2 separate regions of the Homo sapiens genome follow, and region 1 is linked to region 2. A link is a contact called in ENCODE Hi-C data. All regions are on one chromosome and are shown on one strand. Each heading gives the region's core, a stretch centred on a gene start or an enhancer-like site at or near the end of the contact. The rest is flanking DNA. Distances are from core to core; before and after follow the strand shown.

What was found. Hi-C counts contacts between places; a loop is a spot of excess contacts on that map. Pooled maps may share reads with other maps.
Region 1: a map with no recorded cell type shows a loop between it and region 2 (9-fold over the local background). The contact joins the promoter of LINC02090 here to the enhancer-like site in region 2. A Hi-C loop is called at or near these places in 4 of 37 single-sample maps with no recorded cell type and 3 of 50 pooled maps.

What each region holds. Positions count from the first base shown.
Region 1 is chr17:16,983,797-16,990,787 of GRCh38, forward strand. LINC02090 (long intergenic non-protein coding RNA 2090) reads left to right here and starts at 4,533. Exons shown (of 3, transcript NR_146886.1): 1 at 4,533-4,727; 2 at 5,119-5,254; 3 at 6,313-6,380. RefSeq lists enhancers at 3,193-4,023, 4,656-4,875.
Region 2 is chr17:10,038,337-10,045,504 of GRCh38, forward strand. All of the region lies in intron 1 of GAS7 (growth arrest specific 7), which reads right to left. Among named protein-coding and RNA genes, the nearest start is that of RCVRN, 140 kb to the left of the region's middle. Within about 2 kb of position 4,405, at least 5 of the 41 ENCODE cell types and tissues checked have a DNase peak (open chromatin) inside an H3K27ac peak, as active enhancers do.

The sequences.
Region 1 (6,991 bases), core at 3,283-5,782, 6.9 Mb after region 2:
TTCTATGTATGCTGCTAAGTGTTCACAGTCCTTCTCAAACCCATGGCTCGATGTCTTTCGTTTACTTGCAAATATTCCACACATAATCACAGCTATTTCAAAGTCTGTGTCTAGTAACCCCGCTATCTGGATCCCCTTGGACCTGTTTTGGTTGTTTGTTTGTGTTTTTCCCCCTGAATTGTGGTCAGGTCTTGTATTATTGTAAGGATAGACATTAAATAGGAAAAATGGTAGAGATAATTTATGTCATCTTCCTGTTTACTTTTGCTTCTTCTCAGGGATTATACCTGGATCTCTGACCTTTGGGCTTCCTACTTCCCTGGTGCCATGTTTCTGCCCTCTGCCTCTCCTGATATGATTATTAATTTTATATGTCAACTCAGCTAGGCCACAGTACTGGTATTTGGTTAAATACCAGTTTAGATATCCCAGTGAAGGTATTTTTTAGACGAGTTTAACATTTAAATCAGTCAACTTTAAGAAGAGCAGATTGGGGTGGGTGCGGTGGCTCGTGCCTGTAATCCCAGCAATTTGGGAGGCCTAGATGGGTGAATCACCTGAGGTCGGGAGTTCGAGACCAGCCTGACCAACATGGAGAAACCCATCTCTACTAAAATCACAAAATAAGCCGGGCGTGGTGGCACATGCCTGTAATCCCAGCTACTCAGGAGGCTGAGGCAGGAGAATTGCTTGAACCTGGGAGGCGGAGGTTGTGGTGAGCCGAGATCACATCATTGCACTCCAGCCTGGGCAACAAGAGCGAAACTCCATCTCAAAAAAAAAAAAAAAGAAAAGAAAAGAAAAGCAGATTGCCCCGAAATGTGGGTGGATCTCATCCAGCCATTAAAAGGTTTTACAAGAAAAGGCCTATGGTTCCCCCGGGGAAGAGGGAATTTTGTCTCCAGAACACTTTCAGGCTTGAGCTGCGATATCAGCTCTTTCCTGGGTGGCCAGCCTGATGGTCTGTCCTGCAGATTTCAGATCCACAAGCCCCACAGTCACCTGAGCCAATTCCTCTCTCTCTCTCTCTATCACACACACATGCACACACACACACAACTGGTTCTGTTTCTCAGGAGAACCCTAATACACTTGGCCTGTGTTCAGTGACAGCACCCAAATCCCTATCTGCAGTCTGGGCCTCCTGGGCTTCAGAACTGAGGATCCATTGGCCTCCTCTGTGTCTCCTCTAGGATTCCTAGCGGGCATCTCAGTCTTAGCACAGCTTCACCAAAGTAAGCGTCTACTTCAGCTCCACGACCTGCTGTGTCTCAGCCATCCTGGTCTCAGAGGCTGGCATCCATTCTTCTGGTGGCCCAGGCCCTGCTGTGGTCTGAATGTGTCCCCCAAAATTCATGTGTTGGAAACCTAAACCCCAATGCAACAGTGTTAGGAGGTGTGGTCTTTGGGGAGGTGTCAGGTCAGGAGGGCTCCACCCTCAGGAATGGATTAATGCTGCTATAAAGAGGCTTGTGGGAATGGGCTCTCCATTCTCCTGCTCTTCCACCATGTGAGGGCTCAGTTCATCCCTTTTTGTCTTTCCACCTTCTGTCATGTGAGGATCCAGCAAGATGGTCCACACCAAATGTTGGCACCTTGATCTTGGACTTCCAGCCTTTAGAACAGTAAGAAATAGATTCCTATTCTATGTAAATTACCCAATCTCGGGAATTCTGTTACAGCAGCACAAAATGGACCAAGGCAAATATTGGTACCCAGAATGTGGCTGCTGTAACAAACGCCTAAAAACGTGAAAGCAGCTTTGGAACTGAGTAATGGGCAGAGGCTGGGACAGGATGGAAGTGCATGCCAGGAAGAGCCTGTATTGCCATGAACAGCCCATTGAGGGTGATCCTAGTGAGGGCTCAGAAGAGGACAGCTGTAGGGAAAGCTGGAATCTCCTTAGAGATTACTTGAGTGTTCATGAAGAGAATGCTGGTAGAAATATGGACAGTACAGGCCATTCTGATGAGGTCTCAGATGGAAATGAGGAACAGGGTATTAAAAACAGGAGGGAAAGTGATACTTGTTCCAGAGTGGAAAAGAACTGGGCTGAATTATGTCCATGTGCTAGGACTTCATGGAAGGCAGAACTTAAGAGTGATGAACTATGACTAGGCACAGTGGCTCATGCCTGTAATCCTAGCACTTTGGGAGGCCATGACAGGAGGATCATTTGAGGCTAGGAGTTCAAGGCCAACCTGGGCAACATAAGAAGACCCTGTCTCTACAAAATTTTTAAAAAATTAGCAGGCATGGTGGCATATGTCTGTAGACCCAGCTACTCAGGAGGCTGAGGCAGGAGGATCACTTGAACACAAGGGTTCAAGGCTATAGTGAGCTATGATCGTGCCACTGCACTCCAGCCTGGGTGACAGAGTGAGACCCTGTATCAAAAAAACAAAAAAAAAATTGAAAAATTAATGAACTAGATATGTGGCAGAAAAAACCTCTAAGCAGCAAAGTGTGCAGGATGCTGTACATCCTCTCTTAGCTGCTCATAGTAAAATGCGAGAGGACAAATGATTTAAAGACGGAATGTATAACCACAAGCGAAGCAGAACACAAAGATTTGGAAAATTCTCAGCCTGGCCGCATAAAGAATAAAAAGGTGTGTTAAGGAGAAAATACCAAGGGTATGGCCAAGAGCCCATGTGATAAGGAGATGAGTATGGCTAGAAAGAAGCCAGGTGCTGTTCATCAAGACAGTGGGAGAAAGACTCTGAAGGGATTTGAGAGATCTGGATGACTCATCTCATCATAAGCCCAGGGCCCTTGGAGCTTGAGGGCAGAATGATTTGGGGGGATGGGCCAGGGGCTGGCTGCCTTGGGTCTCTACTCCTTGTGTTTTGGCACGATGCTCCTTGGCCACCCCAGCTGTGGCTCAAATGGGCCCAGGTGTGGCTTGGGCTGCTGCTCCAAAGGGTGCAAGCTGTGAGCCTTGGCAGCATGCATGTGTTGCTAATTCTGCAGGCACACAGAGTGCAAGAGCTTTGGGGGTATGGCTGCCTCCCCTTGAATTCAAAGAATGCCACAGAGGGATAGCCCCCATTAGGGCAATGCCCACCAGAATTGTGAGGTTGGGTCTAAAACTAAGACAGGCCCTAAGTACCCGGAGTCATCCTTGACTTCTCTTTCTCTCCCTGTCTCCTTCCCTTCCACCAATCCATTAGCAAACACTGTTGGCTTTACGTTCAAAATATGACCAAAATCATCTGAGCACTTACCACCTTCAGGCCTGCTTCAAGCCACCCCCTACCAGCCCCTTCTCAGAGGCCCCCCCACCCCCAGGTGCCATGTACTCTGTTAGCACCTGAGCCACAGCTGAGCCCTCCACTGCCCAGGAACCTCTGCCACTCCCCAGCTGCTCTGACTAAACACTGGATCTTTATAATGGCCCTGGGCCTTGAACCTGGGCCTTCTCTCCCTGAGCCCTCTGCCACTCTCCCCTGCTCACACCAGGCCAATGCTGACAACTTCCCCTCTGTGCTGTTCCGCTGCCTGGAATGCTCTCTGCCCAGATGTGTGCTTGGGTGACTGCTTGCCTCCCAGGAAGCTTGCCCAAATCTTGCCTCCTCAGTTAGGACAGCCCCGGCCATTCATCTCAAAGGCAAGGGGCACAGAGTATGGGCTCAGTACACGTATGGGGGAGGAGGGAGGGAGGGAGGTGGAGAGGGAGGAGGAGGAAGGGAGGAATGCACAGGCCATTTCATTCCAGCGAGAACAGGTCACAAGGCACACCCAAAAGCAACCCGGGTGGTACAAAACTAAAGATGACCGAAGGCCACCATGAACAGGCGGGAGAGGGCAGCTCTGTTCATCACCCCTGGGGCAGATGTGGAGACTCCAGATGTGTCACATCTGGACAGCCCCTTCTCTGCCCCTTCCTACCCCCTGCCCCGCCCATCCACCAGGGGTTCAAGACAATACAGGAGACAGTTGTCCTCCTCCCAGGACCCTGAGAATGGCTGGGGCTGGGGAAGATGCTCAGTGGCCTTTGAAACTCAGCTTAATTTTGCGCCAAACGGGTGACCCTGCCACCCCCATGAAAAGGCAGAGCACTAGAATGAGAGTCCAGACTATGGACTCTAGTCCTCTTGATGTCCCAAGCTCAGCATGTGACCTCAGACTAGGCACTTAGCCTCTGTGGGCCTCAGTTTCCCCTTCTGTCCAAATCAGGGGGGTTGGAATGTGGTCACCCAACTAAAAGCCCACTCTATACACTGAGCGTCTACAAATACAAGGAACACAGAGTTGATTTGTTAGGAAACCCATCACGTCCATCCTGACCTAGATGGGTTTCACTCTGACGTTGTGCAGTCAAATGCTCTACCCCTGAGCTACACCCCCTACTCTGACGTTGTGACCGCTGCACCTGGGCTGATTGTACCCCAGACCAGGGGCAATGTCACCTGGCACCACCCTTTCCCACTACTCTTCCCTCTCGAGAGAGACTGGGGTTTCACACAGAGCAGTCGAGCCCCATAAATAGCAGCTGGCCACTCACAGGCCAACCCTCCCAGGCCCCAAAAAGGAAGTGAGAGACAGGCAGACACTTCTGTTCTTCCTGCAGAAAGTGCTGCTTCTGCAGTGACTCGTCAGATGCTCCCCAGAGCCCAGCACAGACCCGGCTCCACCCACTTCTGTGGGTTGGCCAGATGAGTGAGAAACACAGGCACAGCCAACGAGAGGGAGCTGAGGCCGGACCCAGGAGTCTTTTTCCTATGGTAGGGGATATCTCTGTGTGAGGAAGCCCCATGGGGAGTCCTTGGGTGAGTTGCCAGGAGGAGGTGACTCAGGATAAATTCCCTTAGGAGGTGCCTTCACTTCTAGATCCAAAGAGTCATCCCCTACCTCCTTAGGGTAAAACTAGATTTTGAGTATCACGGTGTTTGTGGATAACCTGGCCCCAGTGAGTCCCCTTGCAAGGGCCTTTGGAGATGCTTCTGCACATGGACACTAGGAGCCATGAGCAGAGACAGTCCCTGCAGCAGCATCTGAAACCATGAACCCCAGGAAGACAACGTGGCACTGTTTTTGTCAGCCCTGCCTACGCTTTGCTAAAGTCTGTCCATTCAGCTCTTTTTCATGTTGACCGCACCACTGTTTCCTGCCCAGGTCCTGCCTGATATAGTAACCGGGAAAGGGATGAATGTGATGCAATGTGCTCTTGTAATGGAGCATCACAGAACAGGTCAAAGACACAAGCCACACAGCAACGAGCGCGGACAGGCAGGGCAGAGCACAGCTGCACGTAAGTACATTTTAAACACGGACCCCAACATAGCACTAGACATTGTTCATAATGCCTCCCTACATATGTAAAACACAAAAGTGGATTGGAGACACACAGAGGGGAGACTGCAGGCACCTCAGCCTCTCATCCCTCTTCTCATCAGGCCATTTCTGCTCTGCACCAGCGGTTCTCAACCAAAGTGCTTCTGCCTTCACTGTCAGGAGACATGTGGCCATGCTGGGGACATCTGGGGTGTCTCAATGATGGGGGTGGGAGGGATTGCTACTGGCATCTGGGGGTAGAGGCCAGGGATGTTCCCAACCATCCTAGGATGCAAGGGACAGCCCCACCACAAAGCAGGTGTGGCCCCAGCTCGTTCACAGCTGTCTACTTCCTCCTGGCGTAGCTGTGCAACTTGTACAACCACAAGCAACACGTATTTGTTTTACAAGGAACTCACTGGAGACAGCACCCAGTCTGAGAACTTTGTACTATGGAAGGGTTTTGTTTTTGAAAACCGAAATTACAGAATAAATTACAGAGAGAGAGAGAGCAAGAGCGAGAGCGAGAGAGTAAGAGAGAGAGAGAAACTTCACCATATGGGTTCAAATGAGCAACCTGGGTATTCTTGGCTCCTGGTGGAAAGGGAGGTGCTAATCTCAGGTGGGCCCACCTGCTGTGGCATGGGGCTTGGTTTTGAGCTGCTCCTTCCACTCCTGGCACAGGAGGAGCAGATGTTTAGGGCGGCCACGTGACTAACTGGGCAGCCAAGACCAAGACTCCTGTGCACGCTGAAACTCACGTTCTCAGTGGAAAGGAAAGATCTGCTGACCGCTCACTCAGGATGAGGGGTGTGGTGAGTCAGCCGTGGGGCCTCTGTGTGGCCCAGACCAAACAGCTGGTTTTGGGCATGGCAGAAGTCAATGAGGCAAGGCCCTGATGGGTAGCGCTGACCTGAGTGCTACCTGGCTAAAGCCAAGGAGGAGCCATGCGGCAGAATCCGTTCATGCAGCTCGCATGCTACAAGTGGCTGCTAGTGTCTTGTGGAGATTTAAACTTAAAATCTTGCTTCTCAGCCCCATCAGGTACATTTCAGGTGCTCAGCAGTGCACTTGTGCTTTGTGGCTGCCTTCTGGACAGCATGGATGCAGACCGCCTCCAACCATCCCAGAAAGTTCCATCACAGGCACTGAGCCAAAACTGGCCATGGTGATGGAGCTGCCAGGAGGGCGAAGCCCAATCTCACTTTGGTCAACATGGTCAACATGTCAGGGAAGGGTATCCAGGGACAGGTGCCCAGGGGCGGGTGCCCAGCTGCAGAAAGGTCTTCAGGGAACCTCCCTGCTCAGAGGCACTCTCTCAATGTCATCTCCTGCCTCCCAGCCCAATCACACTACATCCTGTCTTGGCTGCTCTCCTCCACTCTGCCCCAAGCCTGAAGCCATCTGTCCTTCCTCTAAGCTCCAGGAGTCTCTGGGAAGTGTTTATGGGTTAACTCTGTTGGAATGCACAGGGATTGCTCAGAATAAAGCTCACCAGCCTTTGTTGGCCTGGAGGCCCTGCCTGCCCTGCCTCTACTGCCTCTCTGTCCTCCCCCCTGGCTCTCTCCACCCCAGCCTAGGTTCCCCAAACACATCAGGCAGGGCCTGCTTGCGGCCTTTGCAGCTGCTGTTCCCTCTGCTCAGAATGCTCTTCCCCAACGCCCCCGGTCATCCCCCTGCCCCCCACTGCTTCAGTCAGATATCTCAAATATCA
Region 2 (7,168 bases), core at 3,155-5,654:
AAGGCTCTGTCTCAAAACAAACAAATAAACAAATATCAACAAAACAGAAAAGAACAGGTACTAGTAAGGATTGAGAACTGTTGGAACCCTTGTGCCCTTCTGGTGGGAATGTAAAATAGTACAGCCCCTGTGGAAAATAGTGTGTTAATTCTTCAAAAAAATTAAACAAAGAATTGCCATATGGTCCAGCAATTCCATTAATAGGTATATACCAAAAAGAACTGAAAGCAGAGTCCTGAAGGGAGGGTCTTGCTGCCTGTTCATGGCAACATTATTCACAAGAGCCAGAAGGTGGAAACAATGCAAGTCGTAGTAAAATAAACACAATAGAATATTACTCAGCCTTAAGAAGGAAGGAATTTTTTTTTTTTTTTTTTTTTTGAGACGAAGTCTTGCTCTGTCACCCAAGCTGGAGTGCAGTGGCGCAATCTCGGCTCACTGCAAGCTCCGCCTCCTGGGTTCAAGCGATTCTCCTGCTTCAGCCTCCCAAGTAGCTGGGACTACAGGTGCGCACCACCATGCCTGGCTAATTGGAAGGAAATTTTGACATATGCAACCATGTGGATGGACCTTAAGGACATTATGCTCAGTGCAACAGCCAGACACAAAGGGACAAATACCATTTGCTTCACTTCTATGAGGCACCTAGAGAAGTCAAATTAATAGCGACAGGTTGCAGAATGGAGGTGACCAGGTGCTGTGGGCAGGGAATGATGGGAAGTTTGTGTTTAATGGGTCCAGAGTGTCACTGGTGCAAGATGGAAGCATTCTGGAGATTAATGGTGGTGATGATGGCTGCACAAACACGTGGGTATACTCAAAGCCACTGAACTATACATTTAAAACTGATGGAGATGGTGGATTTCATGTCATGCATATTTTGCCATGATTAAAAAAAAAAAGCCCCCAAGACCCACAGAGATAGTTTAGATCAAAAGACCCTGTGACCCATAAGCCGCTTCATGAGATACACCACCTCAGGCTCTCCATGTACACCCAGAGGGAAGCTGCCCCAGCCTCTTGGCAATGGTGAAGAGAAAGCCCACCTAGAAGATGAGGGTGGGACCAGGGACGGTGGCTCACGTCTGTAATCCCAACACTTTGGAAGGCTGAGGTAGGTGGATCATTTGAGGTCAGGAGTTCGAGACCAGCCTGGCCAACATGGCGAAAACCCATCTCTACTAAAAATACAAAAAATTGGCTAGGCATGGTGGCGGGCGCCTGTAATCCCAGCTACTCAGGAGGCTGAGGCAGGAGAATTACTTGAACCCGGGAGGCAGAGGTTGTAGTGAGCCAAGATCATGCCACTGCACTCCAACCTGGACGTCAGAGTGAGACCCTGTCTCAAAAATAAATAAATAAATAAAGACGACGAGGCTGGCCACCTATAGCAGGACTCACTCACCATGGCTCGTCTTGCGTTCAATCTTGGGGAGACCGAGGTGACACAGCCAGCATCCTAATGTCAATCGAGGGATTTTCCGTTTAGGGGTGTGGCACCCTCTGGGGCTCCCAGAGGGGGTGACAATGTGCCTTTCCCTTGGACATATCAATTCCTTCTGTGTCCGCATCCCACCTTCCTGGTCTTTTCTCTTACATGCCTGACAGCAGGGCCCATCTCTTCCTTCCTAAAGTTACTGACGTGGCTGCTGGGGGGACTCTTCCTCCCTCTCTAATTGCTGGGTTTCAATCTGCTGCAGGAGTGGCTGTGAGGATCTTGTACTGAGCACTCACTTTGGACCAGGCGCTGTTCTATGCTTCACATGTTTCATGTCACTTAATCCCTCTAACAAACCAAAAAGGAAAATTCTATGATCGCCCTCATTTAACAGAGGAAAACAGAGGCTCCTGCGAGAGATTGGGCAGGATGGGTCAGAAGAACAAGCCACAGGGGCAATATTCTAGGCCATGGGGCCAGCCTGAGCCAAGGTGAGAGAGAAACCGTGTGGGTAGAGGCTGTGGGGGAAAAGCAGGTGGATCCATTCATTAGAGTTTAAGAGGCATGGGAGGTGAGAAATATAGTAGTGAAGGATGGCATCAGATCATGGGAGGCCATGAGGACACCAAGAACTAAGAAATTTCGATTCTATAAAGGAGAAGAAACCATCAGTGGATTCTGAGCCAGGGAGAAGTCACAATCAGGGCTGTGCTTTGTAGAAATCATCATGATACCAGGGTATAAAAAGGTCAAATGTGAGGGAGAAACTAGAGGGAGGAAACCGGCTATAGAATCCCCCCCACCTTCTTTCTCTCTCCCCCCTCTCACCCATCATAAAAACAAGAGAAAGGCAATGCTCAAGCCTACACTTGCAAAATGGTCCCAAACCAGCCATGAAGAGGAGGCAAGAGCATCACATCCAGCGGTGGGGAGTCCCCCACCGGCAGCTGAGTTATTTGCATCTTCTCTCTGCAGTGTGGGAGGAGAGGCCGGGTGACGAATCCACACACTCGCTTTTGAGGTCAGACATGCTACAGAAATAGACAGGACCAAGATACTTTTCTGTTCTTGGAGATGGGCTCTCACCCATAAGAAGGTAAAAGCGGGCCGGGCACGGTGGCTCACACCTGTAATCCCAACACTTTGGGAGGCCGAGGCAGGTGGATGACCTGAGGTCAGGAGTTTGAGACTAGCATGGCCAACATGGCAAAACCCCACCTCTACTAAAAATACAAAAATTAGCCAGGCGTGGTGGTGTGCGCCTGTAATCCCAGCTACCAGGGAGGCTGAGACAGGAGAATTGCTTGAACTCAGGAGGCAGAGGTTGCAGTGAGCCAAGATCGTGCAGCTGCACTCCGGCCTGAGTGACAGAGCAAGACTGCCTAAAAAAAAAAAAAAAAAAGAAGAAGGTAAAAGCAAAACTTCATTTGAACCTAGATGGCCAAGACCTTCACCTTCAGTCCTTACAGGTTTGTGAAATTAAAATGGCCATGAAAGCTTTCATAGCCTGTGACTCCTCAGTTTTGTAACAGCAAAGAGGGGACAGTTTTGATGCTGTTAAACATTAACAGCCGTCTCCGACACCACTTTGACATTGCATCACACAGACGAACAGATACAATCACAGACAACAATGCATCACTCCAGGCAACACACAGAAATCACTGTCATTGCAAATCCCAGTAGGGCCCCCAGCCAAGGGCAAGGGACCTTTCCGGGCCATTACAAACCAGGAGGCTGATCTGCTGTGGCCTGACCTCAGCAGAACACACTAGTCCTGCAGACATTTAATTCTTTAGGATTCCCCAAAGTTAATCTCTCAGAGTATGGAAGACTCACGAATACATTCTAAGGGTTTACTGTTTGGGTTCATCCTAGCATCTCAATCCAGAAGTCACTTTGGTTTTCCTTTATTAACCATCCTTAGTGATTAGCGTTGGCCGTGAAAAACACGCTACTGGTCTCTCCTTGTGGCCTCTGCAAATAGATAGGTTGCTACATATGAAGCCACACACACGAACGGCAGACAGCAGAGAATCCGTGATCCCAAAGCAAAAAGACTGATGATATTTCCACCAACCTGAGTTTTCCTGAGTTCAACGGCATCAGATAAGACCAACCCTCTTATTATTTTTTTCGTTTCAGTCAAGTTGAAAACTGTCAACCAAAATAGGCCTTATTTGCTGTAGGCCCTTGTCCTCTGTAGGATGAATTGGGTTGTCTTAAAATGATAATTAATAGGCCGAGCACGGTGGCTCATGCCTGTAATCCTAGCACGTTGGGAAGCCAAGACGGGCAGATCATGAGGTCACGAGTTCAAAACCAGCCTGGCCAATATTGTGAAATCCTGTCTCTATTAAAAATACGAAAATTAGCTGGGCGTGGTGGCACGTGCCTGTAGTCCCAGCTACTTGGGAAGCTGAGGCAGTAGAATCACTTGAACCTGGGAGGCAGAGGTTGCAGTGAGCTGAGATAGTGCCACCGCACTCCGGCCTGGGTGACAGAGCGAGACTCCGTCAAAAAAAAAAAAAAAAAAAAAAAGATAATTAATAAGAAAACACATCTGGGTAGGGTGATGACTCACTTTTGTAACTGCTTCACAGTCATGAACGGAAAAATTATTCATCAGCCCAAGCAGTCTCTAGGGTACAGGGTCTCAGGGACGCCCCCTTCCTCCATACGTGGCCCCCTGTCTGCATGATCAATCAACCAACTAATAGTTACTAACTACCCTTTCCTGAATCCTGTGTGGGATGCAGGCAGGTATTGTATGTAGGACCTGACTCCTAAAATTCGGAAGCTAAGTCGCAAACATGGGCAAAAAAAAGGAATAAGTATCAAAGGAGTCTTCAACAGTGCCAAATGCTATGTGATAAGCTGGCAGACAATAAGAGCTTTCAGAATCCAGAGGAGGGCGAGGTCACTCTTGGCTGGGATGGTACAGGGAGGCTTCCCAAAAGATAAAGAACTTGCCTCACAGCAGGGATAAAAAACAAGGGCTTGACTGGAGCCCGAGGAACATGATGTACGAAGCAGAATAAGGTTTGATAAAGGACGGGACATAAGGAAATGAGAGACAGCGAAGTTGATTCGGAAGGAAATGACAGAAGTTCGAACCAGTAACTCGAAGAGATGTGGCTATGGTGACAGCCAGTTTAGGGGGATGCAGTAGAGTCTGTTGACCATGGATCCAAGTTCAAAGTGTTCGGTGGGGAGTAGGGGTGAGTCTGGCCCTTGGCACATGGAGCTGGAGCTGGAGGCATCTGCTCAGAGATGGTGGTGAGATCCTACAGGCTGACAAGGAGTTCACAGAGAAAGAAAGGACCTTGAGCTGAACCTTGGGGCATGCTCTTGCTTAAGCAGTGGGAGAAGAATTATTCTCCCCCAGCATGCCTCAGGCCCAATCCCTCCCTCTCCTGTGCCTTTCATTAGTGCATGCAACACCCCCAGGGCCCCTCTCCAAGACTTTCAAAGGCAAGAACCAGGTCTTCATCTTTTTCACCTCTAACCAGACTAGTGCTCAACACTCAGGGGCTACATGGGGAATGAACGATGTGAGTTCTGAGAATCAGGCAGAGAAACCAAATGAAGAGGGGGGATACAAGAAGAAATAAGTACAGCTGACCCTTGAACAACACGAGGGTTTAGAGGTGCTAACCCCCATCTCCCCATGTGGTTGAAAATCTGTACCTAACTTTTGACTCCCTCAAAAGTTAACTACTAACAACCTACTGCTGACTAGAAGCCTTAGCGATAACCTAAACAGTTGATAAACATGTATTCTGTATGTTATCCATATTACAGACTTTATTCCTAAAGTAAGCTAGAGAAAAATAAAATGTTAAGAAAATCATAAGGGGCCGGGCACAGTAGCTCACACCTATAATCCCAACACCTTGGGAGGCTGAAGTGGGAGGATGGCTTGAGCCCAGGAGTTCGAGACCAGCCTGGGCAGTCTGGTGAGTGAGAGCCCATCTCTACAAAAATAAGTGAAGATAAAAAATAAAAATAAATTAACCTGGCATGGTGCATGCCTGTAGACCCAGCTACTAGGCAGACTGAGGCAAGAGTATTCTTGAACCCTGGAAGTTGAGGCTGTAGTGAGCCAAGATTGCTCCACTGCACTCCAGCCTGGGCAACAGAGTGAGACCCTGTCTCTAAATAAATAAATAAAATCATAAGAAAGAGAAAATACACCTACAGTACTGTACTGTATTTACTGATGCCATAAGTTTACATCATCTGTTTAAAAGATGAAACCTTTGAAATGGTGGCAGCAGCAGCTGCAGACGTCAGTCTACGGTACCTGACAAGCAATTGAACTTTTTCTTGTAATGTCAGGACTTTTCTCTGCTTCTGGGGAATGCTTTCAGCATCACTAGTGGCACACTCTATGGGTCCCATGGTGTTATTCGAGGCTTATGGCATTGCACTAAACATGATGAAAAATACATAGAACAGTGAGGGCTTACATTTTACTGCGATACCCAATTTACTGGAGTGATGAACTGTTCATCCAGGGCTGATCAGCATCACATGACAAGCCGATGCTCTCAACACCTGAGCTCACTGCAATAACAACTAGGGGTGGCCATGAAGTTACTACAGTATATACTATGGCTAGTTTTATGCAGTTATGATTAATACTACATCTTTGCCTTTGTTTACATTTTGCTTAAATATGAATGGTGCCATACACAGTCTGAGTGTTTGTGTGGGTAAAATTTTAAAAATTTTAACTTTCTGTAGATTTGTATGTATTTTGTGGTAGTAAATGATAAACTAGTATCGAATATATTTTATGTATTCACGGCATGTCTAACATTTTCTAAATTTTTTTGGTATTTCTAGACTAGGTAGTCTGTCTTCAATTTTTTTCAAATTATCACAAATCTCCAAAAATATTTTCCAATATATTAATTGAAAAGAATCCACATATAAGTAGATCTGTGCAGTTCAAATCCATTGTCTGAGGGTCAACTGTAGTTAAGAGTGTCCGGCCAGGCGCGGTGGCTCACGCCTGTAATCCCAGCACTTTGGGAGGCCGAGGCGGGCGGATCATGAGGTCAGGAGATGGAGACCATCCTGGCTAACATGGTGAAACTCCATCTCTACTGAAAATACAAAAAATTAGCTGGGCATGGTGGTGGGCACCTGTAATCCCAGCTACTAGGGAGGCTGAGGCAGGAGAATCACTTCATCTTGGCAGTGAGCAGAGATCGTGCCACTGCACTCCAGCCCGGGCGACAGAGCGAGACTCCATCTCAAAAAAAAAAAAAAAAAAAAGTGTCCAAGTGAGATGCCAAAGAAAATGCTCGCTGAATACAGAAAGGGTGTGTCTCATTTATCTTGGAAAGAGAAATATGGAAGAGTGATGGGTGTAGACTTGGATCACAGGCACACAAGGACCTATGAGCATAGGATGCAAAGGGAAGCAAGATCTTTAGATAAGATGCCATTAAAGAAGAGAACAAGAAAGAGGACAGGCCATAGACTGTGGCTGGCTCCAGACCAAGGGCTGTGCTGGGCAGAGGGCTCCCGTGAGGTGACTGCAGCCAGTTTCTTGTACATATCATGGTAGAGTCCTAGGACCCTTATAAAATTTCTATGTGTCCCACCCCATAAAAGATTCCTAGTATTGGCCGGGTGTGGTGGCTCACGCCTGTAATCCCAGCATTTTGGGAGGCCGAGGCAGGTGGATCACCTGAAGTCAGGAGTTCAAGGCCAGCC